2 separate regions of the Homo sapiens genome follow, and region 2 is linked to region 1. A link is an interaction called in ENCODE POLR2A ChIA-PET data of the cell type or tissue named here. Cell type or tissue: OCI-LY7. All regions are shown on one strand. Links, peaks and the distances in the headings refer to the core of each region. The heading gives the core; the rest is flanking DNA.

Evidence for each region. Peaks named below come from ENCODE experiments on the same cell type or tissue, not always from the same donor. Only the 100,000 strongest peaks of a DNase experiment are listed, where the experiment ranks them.
Region 2: POLR2A ChIA-PET joins it to region 1 with 8 read pairs; 1 of 35 experiments calls an interaction of 5 or more read pairs at or near these places.

What each region holds. Positions count from the first base shown.
Region 1 is chr3:31,970,691-31,973,603 of GRCh38, forward strand. All of the region lies in intron 1 of OSBPL10 (oxysterol binding protein like 10), which reads right to left. Among named protein-coding and RNA genes, the nearest start is that of OSBPL10, 9.1 kb to the right of the region's middle. In OCI-LY7, for the core only: no CTCF peak of the experiment used is centred there; DNase peaks (open chromatin) are centred at 341, 1,150, 1,801 and 2,611; H3K4me3 peaks cover 2,500 bases; H3K27ac peaks cover 2,500 bases.
Region 2 is chr3:31,852,455-31,855,367 of GRCh38, forward strand. All of the region lies in intron 3 of OSBPL10 (oxysterol binding protein like 10), which reads right to left. Among named protein-coding and RNA genes, the nearest start is that of OSBPL10, 130 kb to the right of the region's middle. In OCI-LY7, for the core only: no CTCF peak of the experiment used is centred there; DNase peaks (open chromatin) are centred at 1,307 and 1,847; H3K4me3 peaks cover 1,420 bases; H3K27ac peaks cover 2,455 bases.

The DNA.
Region 1 (2,913 bases), core at 320-2,819:
TCTGATGCTTCGTGGACCCACAAATACACAGGGCCAGCGTTCCCCTTGTGGTAACACAGACATTTTGTGATCTGTGGTCTCAGCGGCTTAAGAGCTTCTTCAGAAAGTAGCCTTTTTTTAGCCTAGTCTGTCTTTTACAGTCTCATCTCTGGCCACACTCCACATACAACCTGCATTCCAGCCATACTAAACCTATCTCCTTTCATGCCTCCAAACATTTGTACTCACAGAGCCTTCTACCAGGGACGCCCTGCTGAAGCCTTTGTCTGCATGATGAACTCTTCTCTTCAACATTCTAGAAGGTCTTCCTCCACCTGCGACTTCTGCCCTTTATTCCCAAGTGGAGCAGCTGCTCCCACTCCCAGGTGCTTCCTCTGCAGTAGCACTCACCACCTGTACTGCTGCATCTAATGAGTTGGTTTTTTTTTTCTGTTTTTTTTTCTTTTTTCTTTTTTTTTTTTTTTTTTTGAGCTGGAGTCTTGCTCTGTCGCCCAGGCTGGAGTGCAGTGGCACAATCTTGGCTCACTGCAACCTCTGCCTTCTGGGTTCAAGCGATTCTCCTGTCTCAGCCTCCCAAGTAGCTGGGATTACGGGCGCATGCCACCATGCCCGCTAATTGTTGCATTTTTAGTAGAGACAGGGTTTCGCCATGTTGGCCAGGCTGGTCTCGAACTCCTGACCTCAGGTGATCCACCCACCTCGGCCTCCCAGTGTGCTGGGATTACAGGCATGAGCCACTGCACCTGGCCCTAATGAGTGCTTTCTATGTGCCACCCATTGTCCTAAACCCTTTATACACAGCTTCTCAGTTGATCCCCAAAACTCTATGACACAGACACCATATTATCCCCATTTTACAGATAAAGAAACTGCGACATAAAGGTCAAATAGCTTGTCCAAGGCAAAGAGTAGAGCTGGGATTTAAAAACAGGCTACTGGACCTCAGAAACTACACTCTTAGCCCCAACACTGGGCTGCCTCAACTACTTGCATAAGAAATCTAAGTGTAATTATAGGGAAAGGATGATCAAACTACATCTCACAGGCTATATCAGCCCACCGCCAGCTTTTATAAATAAAGTTTTATAGAACACAGATACATCCACTTATTTACAAAGGAGCACTCGGTAGTTGCCATGAAGACTGTATAGCCCACAAAGTCTAACCTACTTACTATCTGGCCCTTTACAGAAAAGTCTGCTCCCCTCTGTTATGGACTGTCAGCTCCTTAAGGTAGGGCCTGTGCTTCTTCCTCCTGTCTCCTGCTTCTCACATGGCATTTGACATATACATAAAAAGCGCTCAAAAATATTTGGGGTATAAAAATTCCACCAGGCATAATTTCAAGCAAAGAGGAGTATGTTTGGGGGATGGTGCTGCCACCTCACTCAGGGCTTAGAAAGTTTCCCAACTCTGGGCCGGGCACAGTGGCTCACGCCTGTAATCCCAGCACTTCGGGAGGCCAAGGCGGGCGGATCACCTGAGGTCAGGAGATCAAGACCAGCCTGGCCAACATGATGAAACCCCGTCTCTACTAAAAATACAAAAATTAGCTGGGTGTGGTGGCGGACGCCTGTAATTCCAGCTACTCAGGAAGCTGTGGCAGAAGAATCGCTTGAACCCAGGAGGTGGAAGTTGCAGTGAGTGGAGATCACGCCACTGCACTCCAGCCTGGGTGACACAGCGAGACTCTGTCTCAAAAAGAAAAAAGAAAGTTTCCCGACTCTGCCCAGACTCTACTTAACAACCAAAAAGCCCAGATCAGCTGCAGCGGTGGTTTTCATTGCATTGTTAGCAGCCCACACAGCTCTGACGGAGTGAGCACTGCAGAGACGGCTGAGTGAGGATCATTTGCATCAGTCACCTAATCTACTCGATTGCCCTGAACACAAGGCCAGAACAGAGCCCCCAGTTCTACCCACACATAAGGAGAACCTGAACCCCACCACTTTCCAAAAAACGTCCAATCCCACCCAACCACTCATGGCAGCCTGCACAGGCCACAAGGCTGGCCGTGCAGATAAATACTTAAAACATCCTGGAAAAGAGTGACTAAAAACTGATATTGGTTGCCTTTCAACTCTTTGTATTTTCATCAATATATTTATAGAAAGGGACTAAACCACACAAAAACATAAATAGTCCCCTAAAAACTACAACACAAAAAGAAAAGATTATTCATGGTGCAAATGCCTTCTCTGACCTTCAAGGAACAGACTTGCAACAAAAGACCATATATAATGTTTCCTAATTTTATCATTATTATTGATATCATTGCATGAGGCACAAATAAAGCATTTTCTGGGCTGTGACCATATTCAGTCCAGTCTAGGTTATCAAAATTCAAATTCTGGATGGTTTTCTTTTTAATTCTGTCTTGGCCTGGCCCCAAATCGCATCAGTGGGAGCCAGGCAGAACTGCAAAAAGCCTCCCACGTTTCCGGCACAATCATTTCAACCCTTCTTTCAGGACACAAAGGCCCATCCATGTGGCTTCTTTCTTCCCAGAGTCCTCAGACAACTGTCCACAAGCAGCCTCTGAGGAAGCACACCAAACGCAGACAGCCACTGGGCAAATCAAATGGCTTAAGTCAACTGGGTCCTCATGTAATGAGAGGCAGGGCTAAGACACCTGCAGATTTGCCAAGGCTGGGGCTTAAGTGACCACCAATGCAACCCCTAGGTTCCAGAAAGCTAGTCACTAGTCTATCTAAAATACAAGACTCTCACTCACAAACTTCTGCTGAGGACCTACTGTGCACCAAGCACAGGACTGGTGCCTGTGGTGGCCTCACAACACTGCGAGGTTCATATCATTTTACAGATGGAGAGACCAAGGCCCAAAGAGTTAAATAACTTGCCCAAGGTCATTTGGCCAAAAGGAGACAAAGCTGGAAAGGTAAGAAGGACTAC
Region 2 (2,913 bases), core at 110-2,609, 120 kb before region 1:
ATGCACGTGAAAGAAACCTATGAACGACAGTGCACTATTTACTACAATTATTACAGGAGAAAAACACATTTTTGTGACATTTGAGCAAGCTACTCCTGTGGCACGGAAGTTTTTTCCTTTTTTTGTTTGTTTGTTTGTTTTGAGACAGGGTTTCGCTCCCGTCACCCAGGCTGGAGTGCAGTGGCATGCTCTCGACTCACTACAACCTCCAACTCCCAGGCTCAAGCAATCCTCCTGCCTCAGCCTCCCAAGTAAGTGAGACTACAGGCACACGCCACCATGCCTGGCTAATTTTTCTAATTTTAGTAGCGACGGGGTTTCACCATATTGGCCAGGCTGGTCTTGAACTCCTGACCTCAAGTGATCCGCCTGCCTCAGCCTCCCTAAGGGCTGGGATTACAGGTGTGAGCCACCACGCCTGGCTATTCCTGTTTTGTTTGTTTTAACACATGAATACATGATGAGAATCTAGGAATTTAAAGGTTCTATGCTATAAGTTGTAAAGAAAGAGTACCAAGGGCAATGTGCCCCACATAGTAGGCAGTTTATAAATGCCTACTGCCCAATGCAATGCACTGGAGTTCATAAGGTTTTTTTCACATGAAAAAGAGTTTTTTAGTCCAAAGAGGTATGCAGATCTGCCAAGCAACAAGGCTTAGGAGGGACGGAAGATGCCATTAAGATAAGCTGCCAAGTAGATGAATGAAAAATAAATATCCTAATACAGGTAGTCAGGCATCAGCAACCTTTTCTAGTTCCTGACCTGGCCTAAAGAGGATTCAGAGGGAAGAAAGATTGTGAAGGCAGGTGCCAACTAATTAACAAAACATGGAGTTCCACTTCAAATGACCCTGTATCCTAACCCTCAGTGTAGTTCCTGATAACCTGTCTAGGTTACTGAGGGTCAGCATCAAGGGGTCTGTGAAGGGCTGGAAAAGCAGCTAAGAATACAAGATGATGGAGGTAAAGTCTATGGTAGAGAAACAGGATCATCTAATTTGTACCACAGGCAAGAGTGGTAGGGAAGGTCAATGCTGGGCAGAAAGAAAAATGCAAATCAAGGTTAGCCACCTTGGAATACAGATTGGATGAATGGAAGGAAGAAAGGATCGATGCTATAGTTTGCCCAGCCCAGAACTGACTCTACTTAAATATTAACCCCAAAATGCTCAATTAACTCCCCAGGCATCTTCATTTTCCTACTTATTATTATTCACACAGTTTTTCTTCTCTTCTTGGGCTGAGACACGTCAGCTCACTTCTGCCACATTTCAGGAAGCACCTGCACGTTCTGTTCTAACTTGAGACAGAGCCTCTGCTCTCACCTGGCTGCACCACCCACACATCAGGGATCACACACATGAGGCAGCAGCCCAGTCCAGTGGTGCTGGAGCAGCAAGGCCTGGCTCCAAAATGCAGCCCCTTATCAGATATGCAACCTAAGGCAGTTATTTATAACGTTTCAGGGTTTTATCCTCATTGCCTATTTAAAAAGCAAGACATATCTTATAAGGATATTGTAAGGATTAAACTAAATAATATCTATTAAAGTACTTAACACTGCGCCTGGCATTTTGATCAAGTTTGATAGATGCTGGCATAACAATGTTCATCTATCTGTATAAAATATTGGTCAAGGTCACTCACAACCTTCTTTCATGATATATACATTATATCTCAGTAAAGTTTTTTTTTTTTTTTAAGGATAACTTTATCCCAAAGATAGCATACAGAATGGTCTAGAGAGATTGCCTAACTGTAAAGGCCAAACTGACCCCAGTGGTGGTTTTATCAAAGGCCTGCTCTGATCTTCCTTTTAAACGTCATCTTCCACAATACACTGTGCGCCTCACTCTCCAAGCCCAAGTGTTCTAACCAGTTCTCTGCATCAGCCTGGCTGCCATTGGCCCATAATGCCTCCTTTCCCACATTTTCTTAGCCACTCAGTTCCTTTGTGGTTAGTCTCAGCTAAGACAATAGCAAATGAATAAATTACTTTTCTTAAAATTCATATTATTAACATGGAAATGATTAATAGGTAACTTCTCCCAAAGAATATATACTTTTTAAAAAAGAATGTTTTTAAAAGTGTTAGACTATATATAATTTTACAGTTTTATATAACACACATACAATATATAATTTTTAAAAGTTGACAAAGAAATAATTTCAAACTTATAGAAAGTTGAAAAGAAAACCCACCACGTATCCTTTACTCGGTTTTACCAATTACTAACATTTTACCCCATTTGTTTTATCATTTGTTCCCTCTGTTCTCTCCTTCCCCACTTTAAAATAAACACATAAACACACATAATTATTATACGAATAAATGAATGAAACTTTTTCCTAATTTAAGGGTAAGGCCTTTTCCCCTTAAATACCTCTAACTGCTTCAGTGTGTCTTTCTAAAAACAAGGATATTCTCTGTATAACCACAGGACAGTTATCAAATGCCTTTATCCTATCTACTGTCTGTATTCCAATTAATTCCATGTCAGTGTAAAATCAGATCTAGTTTAGGGTAGGTATCGCATTTGGTTGTCATGGTTTTGTTTTGTTTTGTTTTGTTTTTGTTTTTGTTTTGCCAGAGACAGGGATCTTGCTGTGTCCCCAGCCTGGGGTGCATGCTGCATGATTAGCTCACTATAACCTCCAACTCTCGGACTCAAGGTATCCTTCCACCTCGGCCTCCTAAGTAGCTGGGACTAAAGCATGTGCCACCCTGGCTAATTTTTAAGTTTTTTTGTGCACACAAGGTCTTGCTATGTTGCCTGAGCTGGTCTCAAACTCCTGGGCTAAAGCAATTCATACACCAGGTCTCCCAAAATGCTGGGATTACAGTTTGAGCCGCCATGCTCGGTGAGTTGTCATGTATCTTTAGCCTCATTTAATCTGGAACACTTCCATACC